Regions from separate parts of the Mus musculus genome. Here regions 1, 2 and 4 are each linked to region 3. A link is a loop called in an ENCODE intact Hi-C map of the cell type or tissue named here. Cell type or tissue: heart. All regions are shown on one strand.

Region 1 (5,000 bases), 74 kb after region 3:
TCAATGCCCAGTACCTGAGGACAGGCAGCTGGGGGGCTAAGTAGCTTTCTTCACCAGGAAACTTTACTTCCTACTTTCACCTACCCGTTCTCAAGAGCAGGTTAAAAAAAAAAGGATCGCACACTAAATTCTCTTTCAAAGAGGCTACCTCTCCTCTGATCCAATTCATACTTGTCTTTCAGACTACGTTTTAAACATCCATGCAAAGCAGATTCCCCATAATTCAGACTACTCCCCTTCCTCCCTCTCCTCACTCTAGTGCTTTGCACACTGTTGTTGCCTTCTTTATCAGAATGCTCAAGGGGTCTATTGTATCGACCACTTATTTTCAACGCTTTTAACAGTGCCTAGAACTTGGTGCTCAATAAATATTTGCTGATCTAGCCACCTGACTGACCCAGCTACACTTCAAAGCAAACTTAGTGCTGTGTAAGTGCTAACCCACTAAGCAGAGGACAAGTTCAAGCTTCGTGATATTTTGACAATCCTGCCCACCAGTAAGGTAAAACAACCTATTTTAAATAAAAATTTGCTCATCTTAATTGCAGTATAACTTAAGCATATTTTGCGAAAATATGCTTAAGCTACTTACAAATATGTCTTAAGGAAATCCTATACTATAAATTGGTTAAAACAAGATTTTCACAATTCTTAAGGAAAACCACTAGAGTCGCTTCTCATCGTGAAGCTAGTTACATTTATCACAAGTTTTCCTGCACTGCTCTAATGCCGGAGCTGAGGTTCAAAAATGAAAGACACCGGATACTTTAAAAAACCAGGGAGGGGGGTGGTCATGTACAGTTACTTTGACAAAATTGATGTTGGTGCCAGCGTCAAAACGACTTTCTTGAAACCTTCCCTTTTCATTTCCGAAACAGGAAACCCATTTAAAAGGTCAGTTTTTATTTCCATACCAAGTAATTCCGAAATATGTGGTAGTACATTAGAAGTCCTTAGAGCCATGACTGACGAAAGATTTTCCTGTAAATTCTAACATCAAGTAAAACATTAGAACTTGACTTGATTCCATTGGGTTGAAAACAGAAACCGTCCATCTGCTTCGTTGAGGTCTTGAAAAAGCACTGTGAGCCAACCATGCCAGATTCCCACCCCAAGCACGAAGGGCCTCCGATTGTTTGACACATCAATGGTTCAGTCAAGACAGCCAACTCACTTTCCCCCGCCCCTCTCATTTTCCTTAATGATTCTGCAACTCTCAAGTTTACTCCAAGTTACAGTCAGATAGAATATTTTCTCTTTGACCCCCAATTCGGGCCTTTGCCACATAGCCAGTACTGCTTCAATCCCAACCACTAAATTACGTCTATTACAAATAGCACATCAAGTAACTTCATGCAATTATGGTAAGGCCAGGCAAGTCACTTAAAGAAACCGGATTCTGGAACGCTGCTAAATGCTGCATATTTTGTGCCAGAAGGCACCGAACAGAGAAGGAGACTTGAGACCGGATGGTAAGCATGGGAAGACCCCGCCCCAGTAAGGCTATTCCGATTCCAACAGTAACTTAGGTCTGTCGTCTGGAATCGGAATCACTGGAACAAAGGCGTAAATTCCGGGAAGCAAGATGTCTGGAATAAAAGAAAACGGCTCGCGGCTACAGAGCCCCCACACCATCCTCCCACAGGTCTTACCTATGGTGGAAATAAAGGTGGTATTGAAGGCATCGTCCGAAAAACGAAAAAGGACGCAGGTCTTGCCCACTCCCGAGTCCCCGATCAGGAGCAGCTTGAAAAGCAGGTCGTACGTCTTCTTCGCCATTGGGAGGAGCGGCTCGGGCGCTCGCCGCCGGTAGCCCCAAGGGATCGGAACTGCTCACTACAACCAACTCCTCACCCGGGCGTTCTGGGGCCGCAGCAGCCGGGTAGCGTGTGCGGAAGGAGAAAGCAGCTCTCGAGACGGAGCAGGAGACCTTCCGAACGGCCTCGTCGAGGAAGCCCCGACGGTGGCGGCGCCCGTGCCTCCGAGGGGCGGCGCCCGCGGCTCCGCAGCCTCTCCCAGCCGCTCCGCCCGGTTCCGGGGAGTCGGTCGGGACAAAATGGCCTCCCCTCCCCCCTCAGCGCAGCTCGGCCGGGACGCTCCCACGGGCGGACGAGCGAGCTCTACGTCGAGGGAGCGCGGCGGGCTTGAACACGGCCTCCGCCCGGAGCAGAAACCCCGCGCTAGGACACGGGCGAGGGCAGCGGGAGGTCTCGCGAGCCGACAAGCCCTGCTACATAACCCCAGGAAACAGAGCCGCCCCGGCCAGAGCCACCTTTTTCCCCGTGCCCTCTCACGCCGGCGTGCGCGCAGCCTGAGACGCACGCAAGGACGTACACCCGCCCTTCTCTCGCGCCCTCGCCCCTGCGGCCCGCCTCTGCGCACGCGCGCGGGCGGGCAAGTAGGGCACGCGGAGGCGGGACCAGAGGGGGCGAGGCCGCGGGCGCGCTCCCTACGGCCTCCTGATTGGGTGAGCGGCTTGACGAACACGCCCCGCGGGGGAGGTGCGGCCCGGGAACTGCGCAGGCGCACTACGTCCGTATAGCTCCTGCCCTCCCTCCCTTGCCTTTTCCGGGGCGCCCAGCTGACTGCTGGAATCCTCTACTCCCTCTCAGTATCCTGTTGAGGAGCTAAGGATGTTAGCCCAGCGACGGGCGTGGCTGGCTGTGTGTGTGTGTGTGTGTGTATAGTTCATATAGATGAGAGAGAAAGAAGTGCTCTGGGCCACTCAGGAACCTCCTTACTAAACCCGGACATCTCCAGAAGAGATCCCGCTTGTGGGCTGGTCCTGACAACCTGGTCTCCTTAAGAAGCTAGAGTTGATAGAGCCGGGATTCCAAACTGAAAAAGGCGCAGCGCTCCTGGGGTTGGAATGATGTCATCGGCCTGAGGAACCCCGGGTGCGGGGAGAACCTCCCTGCGAATGGAAGCTTCTTTGCTGCTTCGGGCCTAAGCAGCCCTTGGAATCCCGGGAGCTGAAGCGCTCTATTCAGAAAAGGCGGGCGGTCACTGTAGCCAAAGTTGTACCACCAAATCGAAAATCTGAAAGCCTGCCCCATCCCAACCGATCTCTTCCTTGCTTTTCACTTGTTTGTAGGTTGGTTGTTTTGTTGCAAAGTCTGTACACCAGTACTGACTTCCAATTCATGAATCTCCAGTCTCAGCCTCCTGAGGGCTACTCTGGTGGGGTAACTCCACCACACCTGTGCCATGTCTTTTCTCTAGTTTTGTCCCTTTTCCCTCTCTCCCTATCAGTTTTATTTACACCTCCCTTTTCTTCCTTTCTATAGTCGAAATAAGCAAATTTCTAACTTACCTTTCTAAGTATGCTCCAGCACCCGCAGAATGTGATGGTAGAATGGTTGAACCTGATGAGCTGATTCACCAATAAGGAGATTTTTATTTAGGTAAATTTTATATACACACACACATAACTAATTAGCATATAACAAATATATAAGCATATTAAATAAAAATAAGCTACACTTTGGCAGACACCTCGCCATCACCAACATGTGCATTTCATGTGTAAGTAAAGCCTTTGATCATGTTCTTTTCTGACCATCTTAGATGTGATCATGCTCTTCAAAGACTTGTCCTCCTTCTAAACACCCATAAGCCTTTGAAGGTGTTTGTGTTCTCTAAACCATCTCCCAGTTGATTCTCTGATTGGTTTTAGTTTTCTCATTAAACTATATCCTCCAAATCATTCTTCCTCCAGCTGGGACTGTCGTGCTGTATCATGAATCAACAATTCTATTAAAAGTTGTCGGTAAGCTTCTCAGCTTTGTCTTAGCTCAGTCATAATCTTGAGCACCCCAGGAAAATCTTCAAGGAGCTGGGGATGTAGCGCACTTGTACAGTGCCTGTCTAGCATAAATGAAGCCCTGGGTTCAATTCTTGCAAGTTGGGGACCAGAAAATCAGAAGTGTAGAGTCATCTTTGATAACAAAAGAGAATTGGATGTCAGCCTGGGAGACCTTGTCAGAATGTGGAGGTGGGTTGAGATTATTCTTTCTCAAATAGCTCAATTGATTAAATTCCAATACTGTAAAGCATTCTGAAAGTCCTAGTCTGTAAATTACCCAGGCAAGCCTCAACCTTCTCCAGATTCGCCCTCCCAAGTTTGCAGGTGTGTGCTACCGCCCCTTCTTGAATGTAATTGGATTTATTAGTTTTTAAAGTAGAAAGCTGAATTTGGGAAACAATACTATCACACAAATTTGGGAAGTAATGGACTGCTAGAAATAATTACCATTTTTTTCAATTTTTTATTAGGTATTTATTTCATTTACATTTCCAATGCTATCCCAAAAGTCCCCCACATGCTCCCCCACCCACTCCCCCACCCACCCACTCCCACTTCTTGGCCCTGGCGTTCCCCTGTACTGAGGCATATAATGTTTGCACGACCAATGGGCCTCTCTTTCCACTGATGGCCGACTAGGCCATCTTCTGATACATATGCAGCTAGAGACATGAGCTCCGGAGGGTACTGGTTAGTTCATACTGTTGTTCCACCTATAGGATTACAGATCCCTTTAGCTCCTTGGTTATTTTCTCTAGCTCCTCCATTGGGGGCCCTGTGATCCATCCAATAGCTGACTGTGAGCATCCACTTCTGTGTTTGTTAGGCCCCAATAATTACCATTTTTAAATTCATTCTATATCCCAGTTGTTTCCAAACTTTGTATTCTGAAATTTTGCAAATTATTTGGTCATATTTACTAACAGTTGTTTTCATTCTTAAATCAGGATCATGGAATGGTAGATCCTTGAGATCATAATTTTGTTGGATGTAGTTAAAATGTCTGTAATCCTAATACTCAGGAGCTGAGACACAAGGATTGGCTGCTCAAAGCTAGCCTCCAGCAAATACTGAGCTAGAGACCCTCTCATTCTTCCCATCCTTTCCCAGCTACAAAACTAAAAAGGAATTGACTTTCTGGTTATTGGGAATTGAACCCTTATACATACTAGGCAGGTCTTCACCCACCTCTCTG
Region 2 (5,000 bases), 1.0 Mb after region 3:
TATTAGCTTCCTGCTACTGCTCAGTTAGCTTTCATATACCACCGAGGACCACCTGCCGCAATGGGTTAGGTGCTCTTCCAATTAAGAAGCAATAAAAAAAAAAAAAAAAACGCCCTAAAGAAACTGCCCATAGACCAATCTGATGAGTTAATTCCTTAACAATTGAGGTTCCCTCTTCACAGGTTGCATCAAGTTGACAACCAAAAACAGTCGTCACAATAGATAACTCATATATCTAGGGCATATTTATTTATTTATCTGTTTATTGAGACAGGGTCTTTCCTACACGACTGGCCCAGAATTCACTATGTAGATCAGGCTGTCCTTGAACTCACAGAGATCCACCTGCTTCCACCCAGAGTGCTGGGATCAAAGACATGTACCATCACAACTGGTCTGCCATAAATTTATAAAGCCATAGGCCCAAATAACCAAACCAGAGACCATTAACCTCTCTGCTGGCCACTGGTGTAAAAACACCCACTAATTAGTACGCTCACTTGAAAAGAACAAGAGACTCCTGATTTGTCTACTGCTTGCTTTGTGGGCAGCAGCATTTCATCTAAGCCTGCTTATCACAGAAGCACAAATCTATGGTGGGAAAGGCCGATTCTCCATGCTTTCCCACAACCCAGATGAAACCTCCCTAGAGAAGTCCAATGCTTCACCTCATGTAACTAGTTTCCTTAAGCAGATCCAATATTTACTTTGCAGGGTTCACAAGAATATACATTCACAAAAATCCTTTCTTCATTTGTCTTGGGACAGCCCAGACCTGGCTCATTCATCTATCCAGCCAAGGCTAGACATCAAATTACTAGTGTATAGCTCCTTTAAAAAACAAACAAACCAACTTGCATAAGATCAAGAGAGAGCCACAGTAGGCAGCATGTTGGCCCTTCACTTGCTTTTCTTCCCGTTACTGACTCCTGACTTCTTTTATTTCCTCTGGAGCCTGAGCACAGCAGTTCCTTCTCTCTGCTGTATTTAGTTCCTCTCCAAGTTCACACGATAAGCAGTGGTAATTGCCAAGCAGAGAGAGAAAACCAACATAATCATAACTAAATGTTTCAATCTTTTGGATTGGAGATGACAAGGGAACTGGAGAATAATTGACCTGTCGAAGTTTGATGATTATTCACAAACTTTCACTCGTCACTTGTTTAGCCAGGTGTGCTGACACACAGAAGGGCAAGTTACTGGCAAATTTGGGATTACATAGTAATTTAGTTCTAGGGTATGGATTATACTTGATTGCAACATATTTTTAACAATTAAGTCATCAAACTTTTAGTTTTTAGTAACAATTTCAACCCACATGATGCTTTCACATTAAGTTTTGTTTAAAGGAGAAAGAAAATGAGGCAGAACTATAATGTGTCCAAGCCACAAAATTTCCTAAGATAGAGCCCTGAATCAAATCCATATCTAATCGCCAAAGTTACTGCCTTACAGTGTCCCTTCCTTTGCAATAAAGTCTGGAAACACTGTGGTACAGAGAAAGCCAAACCCCTTTGAATACCTCCTTTGCACTTCCTGCCTGGACACAAAGTATTTGCAGACTCCATCTCCTCTTCGGGTTCTCAAGTGTTTTTTCTTACGATGCTGGACGTACAAGGCAGGGTTAACATGGACCCGAACGTCCTTAACTGTAAATAGTAAAAGACACGCAATCACCAATCTATTGCCACTATTGCCTGACAGTCCCGGGATAAGCAAAGTGTCCCCGCTGGCGTCCCTTACCTTGGACTGGTCAGCCCTGTCCACGCCTACCTCACCGCCGTGGCCACTATGGTCCAGCCGGGCTTCCTCGAACACCCAAAGAAGCTGTACAGTAATGCTAATCTGTCTACCACTGGGTCTTGCTTTCTCGCCAAAGCTCCCTCACTCAGGATGCAGTTTAAGAATTCCCGCCGAGAGCAACTGAAGTAACAACGTAACCCACTGATCCCAGAGTGCTTTGTGCTTCCGCCGTACACGAACATGGTGGCGCCCAGCAGCTCCACACTAATCCCAGCATGCACCGCAAGGTACGTCCGGCCAGTCTGATGATCAGGAAGATGGCATGCTCTGGGGTGGAGCCACAGATCCTTGTACAGTACTTAGTATTACGAAAGGATCTATCTCAGGCTCCCTTTTCCTGGCCCACCGGCGCACTGGTAGCGCAGGCTTGTCACGCCGCCACAGCAGCCTTGCACCTTCATCGAGACCATCCGCACACGGCAGCTTATCTCCGGGAGCTGGGGCGCATGCGCAAGGTGGTTCTCGAGGTGAGGCGTGGGGAGTATCCGGAGGGACCCTAAACGGGGGTGGGGTGCCGAGGCCGGAAGTAGATCTGCTCTTGGGCCCAACCCTTAGCTTCCGGAAGTACGTGTGGCATGATTGTAGGAGGGATCACTAAGAGTTTGGGAATGGTCTGCGCTACGCAGTGAACCTTCCCTTTGGCAGAGCATGACTGTGAAGAACCGACGCAGACCCTGCTATCACAGCGTTCACCAGAAATTGGTTGTTCCAGTGTCCCTTAGATCCCTGGGAACGAAGCTGGGGAAAGCGTGGCGCTTATGCCTGTGCACCAATCTGCCTTTTAAAACTGGGCCTAGCCGGGCGAGGTGGCGCACGCCTTTAATCCCAGCACTTGGGAGGCAGAGGCAGGCAGATTTCTGAGTTCGAGGCCAGCCTGGGCTACAAAGTGAGTTCCAGAACAGCCAGGGCTATACAGAGAAACCCTGTCTCAAAAAAAAAAAAAAAAAAAAAAAAAAAAAGAAAGAAAAAGAAAAAAGCTGGGCCTAAAATTAGCACTGCCTTAATATTGTTAGTAAGAAATAGAGGCTGTTTATTTAAAAGGAGAAATGCTCAGTGAGTGGGGAAAAGGAGTATGTTTTTCAGAAGCTCTGAGTCTCAAGTCTCCTAACTGACATTTACATAGCACCTGCTTCTCTAGAGAAATCTTTATCCAGGAAAACACTGGCAAAGGGGTGAGAGTGGAGGAACAATGGCCAAAGGGACCAACGTGCCAACCTACATCTGTGTTCAACTTTCTGAGGGGTCCTTTCCCATCTTGGTGATTTACATACGCATTTGATTAACCCTTTTTTAAAGATCTACTTAAATTCTGTGTAGGTGTGTGTGTCTGTGGGACATATGCACATGGGTGCAGACGTGTAGGTGTGTGTGTCTGTGGGACGTATGCACATGGGTGCAGACGTGTAGGTGTGTGTGTCTGTGGGACGTATGCACATGGGAGGACAGAGTAGGATGTAGGCTCTTCTGCAGTTATAGGCAGTGAGAACATCCCACTGTGGGTTCTAGGAACTGAACTCTGGTCCTCTGGACACGGAGCATCTCCTCAGCTCCTGGACTAACTCTTAAGGGTTAGGACCATATGATATTCTTTACCAGAAAGCCTTCTCCTAGATCTCCTGGAATTTAAAAAAGTTGTATTTGTATCCAGGTCAAGATCCTGTTGGCCTTAGATCCTATTCTGCTGACCAAAAAGCATATAATAGGGTAGATGAAAAGGGTTGGTGAGATGGCTCATTGGGTAAAGGCATATGCCACCAAGTCTGACAACCCTAGTTCTATCCCTGGACTCACTTGATGGGAAGAAAAAAAAAACAAAAACAAATCTTACAAGTTATTCTCAGTGTGCATGCATAATATAATATTCTAGTTTGCTTTTTGTTGCTGAGAAAAATACCATGGCCAAAAAAAAATCAACTTGGGAAGGAAAGGATTTATTACACCTTACAGGTTACATCAATCATCTAGAGAAGCCAAAGCAGGAACTTAAGGCAGAAATCTTGAAGCAGAAACCACAGAGGAACACTGTTTACTGGCTCTCCTGACCTTCAACTATTTTACTTATACACTTAAGGCCAATTTGCCTAGGGATGGTACTGCCCACAGTGGACTGAGCCCTCTTATATCAAATAGTTGAGAGATGTGTCCTGCATCAACTTAGGCTTGGGCCTGAGGGGATGAGAGAGGGAGAAGGAAAGTATATGTAATTTTAGAAGTCTTCCCAGTGGTCAGCTGAGTCACAGATAGCTTAAGGGTGAAGGTGAGCTGCAGTAGGCGCCAGCCATAGGGAACTAGAAACTATATAGCAGAATTCAATACAAAAAAGAGAATTGCATTTTATTAACAGGGTATCGAGCCTCCTTCTCAGCCCCTTCCTAGCCACTTCTGTAAGATCCTAAAAAAAGGAAATAGCAAACCAATGGGCACAACTGTTGCTCTACAGTTCTTTGGTGGAGCCACAGCTCCAGTTACAGAGCCCGTCCCCACTCTTGTGACCTTCTGACACTTCCTAAATGGGTCATTCAGTCTGTGTTGTGTGTTCTGCAACTTGTAGGCTGCTGATGAGACCACCTTGAAGGAGCTGGCTGAGACCCTGCAGCAGAAGAACATTGACCACACGCTGTGGCTGGAGCAGCCGGAGAACATTGCCACATGCATAGCCCTGAGGCCATACCCCAAGGAAGAAGTGAGCCAGTATTTGAAGAAGTTCCGATTGTTCAAGTGACTGTAGTTCTGGGAGAACTGAAAGTCAGCTGGGTCTGGGGAGCCAAATGGCCACCATCCTGAAGCATTGTGGGTTCCTTTCAATGTTGTTATACTCTTCCCCTCTAGTTATGGTGGTTTCTTAAGAACCAGCACAAATTCAAATTAAAGCTCTCATTAATAAGCACCTACTACTATCATCATTATCATCATTGCCACTAAGTTCAAGTGAGGAGAGTGGATAAGCATCACTATTATCTGTGGGTCATCGCTGACACACAATATGTTTTCTGTTGGGAATAATGGACTTCAGGTCACTCAGGTTTAAAATGTTGCCTTTGAGTTCCTTACCTCCCCTCCCTCTCTCTGCTCCCCATTTCCCTCTTCTTTCCTTGATGTCCCATGACTGGCCTCCAGTCTCTGGTGCCATAATAGAATGCTTCTTTTCTTCCTCTTTCCTGACACCTAACACATCACCTTCACAAAGTCTTCCAGCC
Region 3 (5,000 bases):
AATGTGCTTATGAAAATACGTCAAGATAATGAAATACAGTGCAGCCAACTAAAGGAAATAACATTCAATAAGATCTGTCTTAGGGTTTCTATTCCTGCACAAACATCATGACCAAGAAGCAAATTGGGGAGGAAAGGGTTTATTCCGCTTACACTTCCATACTGCTGTTCATCACCAAAGGACGTCAGGACTGGAACTCAGGCAGTCAGGAAGCAGAAGCTGATGCAGAGGCCATGGAGGGATGTTCTTTACTGGCTTGCTTCCCCTGGCTTGCTTAGCCTGATCTCTTATAGAACCAAGACTACCAGCCCAGAGATGGCCCCACCCACAAGGGGCCTTTCCCCCTTGATCACTAATTGAAAAAATGCCTTACAGTTGGATCTCATGGAGGCATTTCCTCAACTGAAGCTCCTTTCTCTGTGATCACTCCAGCTGTGTCAAGTTGACACAAAACTAGCCAGTACAAGGTCCTTCTTATCATAAATATTCACATCAATTGAGCAAAAATGTCTTGTTTTCTATGAATAAGCACAATTTTAATGTATTCTAATTTGTCTAATTACTAATACACCTGTACACTAAAAAAATACACTATTATTGTTACTAGCACAGAGTAGAACTCTCAGGCAGTCAAGATTAACTCTTTTCTGTGTTAAATCACTTTTCTTCCTGCTATAACACCTTGTACAGGTTTCTTCATAATGTGCTTATGAAAATACATCAAGATAATGAAATGCAGTGTATACAACTAAAGAACATACAATAAGATCCTTATTGCATTTAGAAATTCACATCAATTAAGTGAAAATGTCTTGTTTTCTTTGAATAAAAAGAGTTATAATGAATTCTAATGTGTCTAATTACTAGTACACCTGGTCACTACATCACAGATGGGATGGTCACTGCATCTCAGGTGGAATGGTCACTGCATCAAAGTTGGAATTGTCACTGCATCACAGGTGGGATAGTCACTGCATCACAGGTGGGATGGTAACTATATCTCAGGTGGCATGGTCATTGCATCCCAAGTGGGATGGTCAAAACATCTCAAGTGGGATGGTCACTGATTCTCTGGTAAGACTCACTACATCTCTCAGATGGGGTGGTCACTGCATCCCATGTGGGATGTTCACTGCATCTCAGGTAAGATGGTCACTGCATCTCAGGAGGGATGGATACTACATCTCAGGTGGGGTGGTCACTGCATCACAGGTGGGATTGTCATAGTATCTCACGTGAGATAGTCACAACATCTCAGGTGGCATGGTCACTGCATCTCAGGTGGGACAGTCACTGCATCACTAGTGGGATTGTCATCCCATCTCACTTGGGATGGTCACAACTTCACACGTGGGATAGTCACTGAATCTTAGGTGGATGGTCACTGCATTTCTGTTAAGACGACTCTCTACATCTCAGGTTGGATAGTCATTGCATCCCATGTGGGATTTTCACTGTATCTCAGGTAAGATGGTGACTTCATCTCAGGAGAGACGATCACATCTCAAGTGGTCACTTCATCTCAGGTGGGATGGTCACTACATCTCAGGTGGGATAGTCAACTGCATCACAGGTGGGATTATCATCCCATCTCACCTGGGATGGTCACTACATTTCAGATGGCATAGTCACTGCATCCTAGGTGGAATGGTTACAACATCTCAGGTGGCATGGACACTGCATCTCATGTAAGAATCACTCAGGTAGAATGTTCACTGCATCAAAGGTGAGATGGTCACTGCATCTCAGGTGGATGGTCACTGTATCTCAGGTAGGATAATCACTGTCAATACATCTCAAGTGGCATGCTCACTACATCTCATGTGGGATGGTCACTGCATCACAGTTGGGATCGTCACTGCATCTCAGGTGAGATGGTTACTGCATCTCAGGTAAGAGTCATTACATCTCCCTTGGGATGGTCACTGCATCACAGGTGAGATGGTTACTGCATCCGCTCCGGTTGGTGTCAAAGGATATGGATTTGCCTGCGGTGAAGCGGCCACGGTGAGGGGAGGCCGGGCATGCGGGCGCTTCGACCCGGTGACAGGGCAGCGTATTAATACGGTACGTTCCTGGGAGGTTAGACCCGGAGATGTACAGGTAGGAACTACACCTCCCAGCGTGCCTCCCAGTGAAACTCGGGGCTACTGTGGCGTCACTTCCTATGGCAAACAGGAAGTCATGCCTAAAGCAGGAAATAACTGCAACTCCCAGCATGCTTGAACCCTAACTTCCAGACAGGAAGTTCCTCCGTTCCAACAGGAAGTGAGTCCTTCTACCGCATTGTAAATCTCACGAGAACTCGGAGCGGCAGCGTGACATTGAAGACTTCCAGTTCCGGGTTCCGCTGATCAGAAGCGGACAAGCAAACAGCGGATGTGCAGTTCCTCTCTTCGCCGAACCCGGTTTTCCCTTTCGGAGCAGCGCGACCGATTTCCGGTTTCCCCGCCGCAACCACCGTTACCCCCCCCCCGCCCCAATCCCCGGCGACTCCAGCGACGTCACCGGTTCAGCTCCTGACCTTTCGGCGAACCGCAGAACCACAGGCGACCCGTTCGACGTCATCACTCCCCGCCCAGATGTCGCTGTGACATCACCCCGCACGTGCCTGCGCTGGCACCGCGTCGTCCTGGCGAGCGCCTCCTCGCGGCGGAAGGAGATCCTGGGGTTCGCTGTGCGAGACATGTCGGCGGGGTTTCACGTGAGTGACACTTGGTCCCCACGGGATTGACAGCGACTAGCGGAGTGGCATGTGGACGTAGCTTCAGGTGAGTGACCTGTTTTTTCCCAAGAGGCACTGACAGACAGGCCAGGGACGGAGCCTGAGCGAGGGCTGGGAGTGGCTGAGCGTGAGTGACAGGGGCCTGGGGCGGGGTCTTAACTAAGCTCCTGCAAGAGACATAGATTTGCATGGGGTCTAAGTTTCATTGCTGCTCGTTTGCATGAATTTGAGTGAATTTGAATGGCTGCTTGGTTTTGTTCTACCCAGGTTTATATAACCTCCCCTGACCTGTATAAATTAGCATATCGTGTACGTTGGGAATTTGCATACGCTCATGTGACATCAGTTTCGCATGATGAAAATTTGCATAAATTTGCATAATGACAGCTCCCCTGAGTAAATTTCCATAAACATAAACGATGTTATGGCTTTACTCTGCGTGTATTTGTCATGTAAATTTGCATGCATTTGCATAAAACTGCATGACGTTATGGCTTTTCCTGAGTTCAGATGATGTCACAGTTTCCCTCCTTGCCATTGACACGTGTCCAGATGATGTCATCACCCTGTGACACCCCCCCCCCCGCATTTGTATATATTGTATATATTCTCTTGACGTCCTGGCTGGGGGTGTGCCCAAGAGTGATTGAGTCATTGTGGGCAGGGCCTTGACGCGTGTCTGACCCCACCCATTCACCCCTTCCCCCCACCCCAGGGCCTGGCCTTCATGGTCGTCCATCCTGCCTTCCCCGAGATGCTGAGCAAGGCCACCTGGCCCTGCCTCCAGTACTTTGCCGCGAGGGGGGGGGGGCACAAAGGTCAGTGGGAAGGGGCCTCAGGGTAGCTACTTTCATCTTTTTAGGAAGATGGGCGTGGTCTGTTGGTGGCCATACCCACTGTAAGTGGCATCATGATTGCAGTTCTGAGTTTGGGAGAAGAGGGTGGGTTCTGGGGATGATGGAGCGGGGAAATGAGGTCACCACACCAACCACAAGTGATGTCACTTCCTGCTTTTTGGGAGCTTTATGGGCAAGACATCAGGATGGTGGGTGGGGCCAGGCCCACTGGAAGTGATGTCATTTTCAGGATTTCTGACTTGTGGGTGGGGCTTCTGTGAGGGGCTGCCAGGAAGTCTGGTATGATGTCACTTCCAGCTCCACCCGTCCCTCCCCCAGGAAGACCCAGAGACCTTGACCCTGTGGTGGTGTGTGGCCCTGCCCCTTCCACACCCATTGCAGGCCTCGACCCTTTTCATCTTATCCCCGCCCACTTCCCAACGCCATTGCACACTTCCAGCCAAGCCCACTGTGCCTGGCCATGCCCTCCACTTCCTGTCCCGCCCATCACCTCAGGCCCTGCCTGCTTACTTCCTGTCATGCAAATTTGTGCAAATCTATTCAGGTGACCTCACTGACCCCGCCCCTGACTCCACCCCTTGTGATGACCCCACCACTGACCCACAGGCCTTGGAGGGGCTGATCCTGGAGAAGTCAAAGGACCAGGAGGACGCCATGGGGGGTGCTGTACAGGTGAGTGGGGCCTTCTGGGGACGGAGCAGGCAGAACAGAAAGTGACATCATAGGAGAAAACAGGAAGTGAAAAGTGGGACTGGAAGTGGTGGGCATAGTCAAGAAGTGATGGGCATGGTGGTTTGGTGGGCATGGCCTGGATGAACCCTGACCCCTGTGACCCCGTCCCATCCCCCAGGCTGAGCAGGAAGCAGAGCAGCACAGCGTCATCATGAGGGTAGCCATCTTCACCTGGGGCATCCACGGAGGTGAGCAGAGTGTTGTGGGCAGGTTCACAGGGTCAATGTTGGCAGTGGGGGGGGCGGGGGGGAGCGTTACTTTGTGGGGCGGGGCCTGGGGTGACGTCATTGGGGAGGGAGCTTCCTGTCTATGCCATAACTTACTTTCTGCAGGGTCATAACCTGGAGGTGGGTCTTTTATGTTGGGGATGGGGTTAGATGACATCATCAGTGTGTGGGGGTGGAACTTCCTGTATGAGGTGGGACTTCCTGTCTGAGGCCCTGACAGGAAGTACCACCCCCACCCCAGGAAGTTTAGGCCAAATGAGTCACCCAGGCCCTGCCCCTGACCCCCAAGGCCCCACCCCATCGCCTGACCCTGCCCCCTTTCCCCGCAGGCCCTGCCCAGGAAGTGACTTTCTCTCTACTGTAGGAGGAGCTGATCCACGACTACTTGGACAACAGCACACCAGCGAAGGATGGTGAGGCCCTGCCCCCTGCCTGCACATGACACTGCCCACGCCCTGT
Region 4 (5,000 bases), 120 kb after region 3:
ATCAGCACTTGAGAGACAGGCAAGCAGATCTCTGCGAGTTCGAGTCCAACCTGGTCTACATACTGAGTTGCAGGACAGCCAGTTCTATAGAGAGACCCCTATCTCAAAAAGCAAACAAAGAAACAAATACAAAACCAACCAACCAAAAAAAAAAAAAAAAAAAAAAAAGCCATCCCTCTCAAAAAAGTACTTAAAGTTTACTAACAAGGAAGTTAACTGTGGCAAAGTAGAACAGAAAAAACAAAAGGAATTGTTGAGGTCAGATTACATAGATTACATATATAGATACATAGATAGATGTTTAGCAACATTATGTTGTTGTTTGTTTGTTTTCAAAGAAGGAACTGGATTCAAGGCTCAGCCATGGCTCAGAGGACCCAAGATTAATTTTTAGTACCCACCATGGGTGGCTCACAGTAGCTTCAGAGGCTCTAACACCTTCTGGCCTCAGGCACTCACCTGTACATACCCACCCTCCAGACACATATACATATACATAATTTTAAAATAACACATCTTTTTAAAGTCGCATGGTACTTACATACAGTACAAGTGGCCTGTGAGAAAGATAAGGAAGCAAGGGGTCTGTCCGCAGGCCTGAGGAGGCTGGCGAATCTCTATTGAGGCTGGAGCCTCAAGGTTCAGTGCTGGGTAGGGGGAAACCCTGGCTCTGCTGCGGGAGAAAGCAGGCAGAAGTGTGACTGCTGCCCTCAGCAGCGGAGCGGAAGCCGGGAGCGGATGTGAAGATCAGTTAAGGCTTCCGTGATTCATCTATAGATGCTCAGCGCAGCGACTGCAAGTTGATCCTTTTCATTATCCATGTTCTGTGTGTGTGTGTGTGTGTGTGTGTGTGGTGCGCGTGCGTGTGTGTGTGCGTGTGTGTGTGTGGTGCGTGTGTGTGTGCGTGTGTGTGTGTGGTGCGCGTGCGTGTGTGTGTGTGTGTGTGTGGTGCGCGTGCGTGTGTGTGTGCGTGTGTGTGTGTGGTGCGTGTGTGTGTGGTGCGCGTGCGTGTGTGTGTGTGTGTGTGTGTGTGTGGTGCGCGCGCGCGTGTGTGTGTGTGTGTGTGTGTGTGTGGTGCGCGCGCGTGTGTGTGTGTGTGTGTGTGGTGCGCGCGCGCGCGCGTGTGTGTGTGTGTGTGTGTGTGTGTGTGGTGCGCGTGCGTGTGTGTGTGTGTGTGTGTGTGTGTGTGGTGCGCGCGTGTGTGTGTGTGTGTGGTGCGCGTGCGCGTGTGTGTGTGTGTGTGTGTGGTGCGCGCGCGCGCGCGCGTGTGTGTGTGTGTGTGTGTGTGTGTGTGGTGCGCGTGCTTGTGTGCTTGTTCATTTGAGACCGGTTCTCTCTTATATGCTGCTTCCCCCTCCCATCGCCATGGAAGAGGTGTTGGGATTGCAGGACTTCCCTCCCTTCCCGGCTTTATGCATGTCCTTAGGATTCTAACTCAGACCCTCACACGTGTACAACAAATGCTGTAACCACTGTGTCATCTGCCCAGTTCCTAAATGTTTTATTAGACATGGACTCATGTAGTCCATTCTGGCATTCTGTGTATTTGAGCGTGACTTTGAACTTTACACTCCCCAACCGTTAATCCCTGAGTGCTAGGATTGAACCACAATCCCTGGCTTTATGCAGTGCTAGGGACTGAACTCAGGGCTTCATGTACTACAGTCAGGCCCTCTACCAGTTGAACTACATTCTCAGCCTCCTAATTTTTCCCCCAGACATTTCTGTTTATCCAATTTGAAGAGGCTGATGATGTATCACAGTGACTAAATTCATATCTAGGTTGCACAAGGCCCAGGATTTCCCCCAGCACTGCAAAAATAAATGAATCAATGAGAATAAATTTAAAAATAAGCATGTGGGCATAATGGCACACGCCTTTAATCCCAGCACCTGGAATGCAAAAGCAGGTGGATCTCTGCGAGTTCGAGGCCAGCCTGGTCTACAGAGTGAGTTCCAAGACAGCCAGGGCTACATAGAGAAATCCTGCCTCAAAAAAGAAACAATCAATCAATCAATCAATCAATCAATCAATCAAAGGGCTCTGGCAATGCAGGCCTGTAACCCTGGTACTCAGGTGAAAGCTGGAAGGTCAACCTTGGCTACATTGTAAATTCCAGGCTAGCCTGAGATACATAAAACTACATCTTATAAACAACAAAAAACAGATAATAAAAAATAAAATAAAAATTTTGATTGACAAATCCCAGCCTCCAGAAATTACAAAAGAAACCATGAGAAAAATCTATAGGTGAAAGAGAAGCATTTAGAAACCTGGGTTTGAATAGGCAGGCTTGGGGGTAAATCGCCAGGACACTAGGCACTGTGACAGGTGAATCAAGATTCAAGACTATCCTCTGCAATATAAATTGAAGGCCAGTCTGGGCTACTGATATTCTATCTCAAAAACAAAACAACAGCAAATGAAAAAAAGATAGAAAACCTTAGCATAGGCTCGACACTAAACACAGTAGCACACATTGGCAATCCTAGAACTCAAGAGGCTAAGGCACCAGGACTGCGTGTTTGCAACGAACCAGCATCACATAGTGAGTTCCAGGACATTCTGGACCTCAGCGAAGAGATACTGTCCCAAACAAACAACATCAATGACAATGAGAACAAATCGGCACTGGGAAGATGTCTCACTCCCTAGTTAAGAGAACTGGCTACTCTTCCAGAGGACACAGGATCAATTCCCAGCACCCACATGGTGGCTCCTAGCCATCCATAACTGCAGTCCCAGAGTTTCTGATGCCCTCTTCTGGTGTCCATGTATACTGTCCATATGTGAAGCACAGGTTAAACACCCACACACATAAAATAACCAAATTGTTAATAAAACGTAAAAAAGAAATCTAGGCTTAAAGATTGAGGGTTTAGCTTAATGGTAGAATATTTGCCTATTATGTGTAGAGGATTGATCTAAAGAACCAGAAAAAACTAAAATTAAAAGTTTTGAAATTAAAATCTAATTTTGACATACTGGAAGACTAAAATGAGCATCTTCCAGACTATGCAGTAATTTTGTCACATAGCCATATCGCCCTCTGCTGGCCAGATTTGCATAGTAGTCCAAGTCCAGAGTTAATCCTGGTTTTGTTGGTAAAGCCCCCGCTGACTGATGCATGTATTCTATCTTCTTGGTATAGTTTTATGGCTGTGATCTGACTGTCACTTGGCCTTTACTTGAAGAAGCAGCTGACATGGGAATCCCCTGGGGAAAAAGAACTTTTTGTATACAGCTGAGTGTGGTAGTACACACTGTAATCTCAGCATTTGGGAGGTTAAAACAGGTTGGGCTATATGCTGAGTAAGCACTTTCATTATCTGGCCTGTCACTTTATGGTAACACAACCCACTGCGTAAGGGAAAGACCACAGGGCTGTGGGGTTGGAGTTTCAGTGGTTTTGTTTCTGGTTTGATTTTATTATTTTAATTTATTTTCTATTATTTTGGTTTCTTCCCTCTTAGAAACCTCGTGAGTCGGAAGCTTCCCAGCTGGGCCCTCTTTAAAAACAAGGATATTTCCAAGGACACGCCTCTAATCCCAGCACTCAGGAGGCAAAGGCAGGCACATCTCTGTGCATTCGAGGTTAACCTGGTCTGCAGAGTAAGTTCCAGGACAGCCAGAGCTATGCAATGAAACCCGGTCTCAAAATAAATAAATAAATAAAATTAGTTAATTAATTATTAGTATTTTCCCATTTCCTAGGAGTTACAGGAGGCCCATGCAAGTGATAATCATGGGACTACTTTAGTCAAAGTAGAGCATACTACAGTAGAAGGTTACTTCTGGTTTCACTTCATTAATTTCTTACCCTAAAAGTTTTTAACATGTGCTCATTTGCTTAACAAACAAGAGTGATTGCCTAAGTTTGTACAATCACAAAATTCAGTGTGTTGAATGTGAAAAAAAAAAAGGAAGCATGGGGGCAAAAATCATGCTCTTGCCTGTAGGGGACATACGTGATGGAGAGAAAGACAGACTTGGTTGTCCCAAGTCCCGCTATAAAGAGTCCTGTAAGAGTTACACAGTGGAAGCCCTGGGCCAGCCTGGTTTGCAGAACAAGTTCCAGGACAGCCAGAGTTACACAGAAACCCTGTCTTGAAAAAAAACAAAAACCAAACAAAAAAGAAAGACCTTGTCTCAAAGTAGAATAGAGGACTGGCCAGACGGCTTGGTGGGGAAGAGTGCTTGTTTCACAAGAGTGACTGCGTTACTTAGGATTCTCTCTGTCTCTCTCTATTAAAAAATAAAGTTCTGAACTCTGGGTGTGATTTGAGGGTGTTTCCAGAGGGGTTTACTGAAGGGGAAAGCAGGCCTGTGTAAGGAAAGTCTCATTGAATAGTGTAAGCAGGACCCAGGTGGGGTTGAGCTGTGGAAGATGAGGCTATGTAGACAGGAGTAGAGGGAGGAGGACACCTCAAGCAGAGGAGCAGCAAGGGAGCACAGGGACACAGGGAAACAGTGGTGCATCTTAGGGGGACTGCAAGTCAGCATAGCTGGAGAATAAAACATGGAAGAATGGTGGAGTCTGGCGTGGTGGCACACGCCTTTAATCCCAGCACTCGGGAGGCAGAGGCAGGCGAATTTCTGCGTTTGAGGCCAGCCTGGTCTACAGAGTGAGTTCCAGGACAGCCAAGGCTACACAGAGAAACCCTGTCCCCCCCCCCAAAAAAAAACAACAACAACAAACAACAAACAAAAAGAATGGTGAGAGATGGGGCTGGAGAGATGGCTCAGAAGTTAAAAGCACTGGCTGCTGCTCTTCCAGAGGTCATGGGTTCAATTCCCAGCACCCACATAGAAGCTCACGTCGGTCAGTAATTCCAATTCTAGGGGGTCTGGCACCTTCAAACATACATACAGACAAAGCACCAAGACACGTAAGACAGAAATACATAAATCTTAAGACACAAAACTCTGCTTTGAGAGACACTGCTCTGTGTGTGGATGAGGGGGAAAGGAACGTATTTACTTCTTTAGAAAAGGAACT

The links. Peaks named below come from ENCODE experiments on the same cell type or tissue, not always from the same donor. Only the 100,000 strongest peaks of a DNase experiment are listed, where the experiment ranks them.
Region 1: it touches region 3 in a loop (6-fold over the local background); 19 of 42 quality-filtered maps call a loop at or near these places.
Region 2: it touches region 3 in a loop (7-fold over the local background); 3 of 42 quality-filtered maps call a loop at or near these places.
Region 4: a loop joins it to region 3, with 4 times the contacts of the local background. A loop is called at or near these places in 25 of 42 quality-filtered maps.

What each region holds. Positions count from the first base shown.
Region 1 is chr12:3,307,640-3,312,639 of GRCm38, forward strand. It overlaps Rab10 (RAB10, member RAS oncogene family), which reads right to left and starts at 2,330. Exons shown (of 6, transcript NM_016676.5): 1 at 1,653-2,330. The coding sequence starts at 1,779. In heart, no CTCF peak of the experiment used is centred here; a DNase peak (open chromatin) is centred at 2,442; H3K4me3 peaks cover 3,398 bases; H3K27ac peaks cover 2,205 bases.
Region 2 is chr12:4,232,009-4,237,008 of GRCm38, forward strand. It overlaps Cenpo (centromere protein O), which reads right to left and starts at 1,957. Exons shown (of 7, transcript NM_134046.6): 1 at 1,744-1,957; 2 at 1,523-1,649. The coding sequence starts at 1,568. Ptrhd1 (peptidyl-tRNA hydrolase domain containing 1) reads left to right here and starts at 2,005. Exons shown (of 2, transcript NM_001204912.2): 1 at 2,005-2,270; 2 at 4,355-5,000. The coding sequence starts at 2,019. The coding sequence ends at 4,525. In heart, a CTCF peak has its summit at 1,912; DNase peaks (open chromatin) are centred at 2,103 and 2,253; H3K4me3 peaks cover 2,458 bases; H3K27ac peaks cover 1,768 bases.
Region 3 is chr12:3,233,159-3,238,158 of GRCm38, forward strand. Rab10os (RAB10, member RAS oncogene family, opposite strand) reads left to right here and starts at 2,633. Exons shown (of 7, transcript NR_015551.1): 1 at 2,633-2,771; 2 at 4,127-4,254; 3 at 4,433-4,502; 4 at 4,871-4,954. In heart, a CTCF peak has its summit at 2,652; DNase peaks (open chromatin) are centred at 2,153, 2,623, 3,933, 4,473 and 1 weaker place; H3K4me3 peaks cover 1,906 bases; H3K27ac peaks cover 819 bases.
Region 4 is chr12:3,356,322-3,361,321 of GRCm38, forward strand. It overlaps Gm26520 (predicted gene, 26520), which reads right to left and starts at 832. Exons shown (of 2, transcript NR_166882.1): 1 at 542-832. In heart, a CTCF peak has its summit at 3,055 (motif pointing left); a DNase peak (open chromatin) is centred at 3,070; H3K4me3 peaks cover 873 bases; H3K27ac peaks cover 348 bases.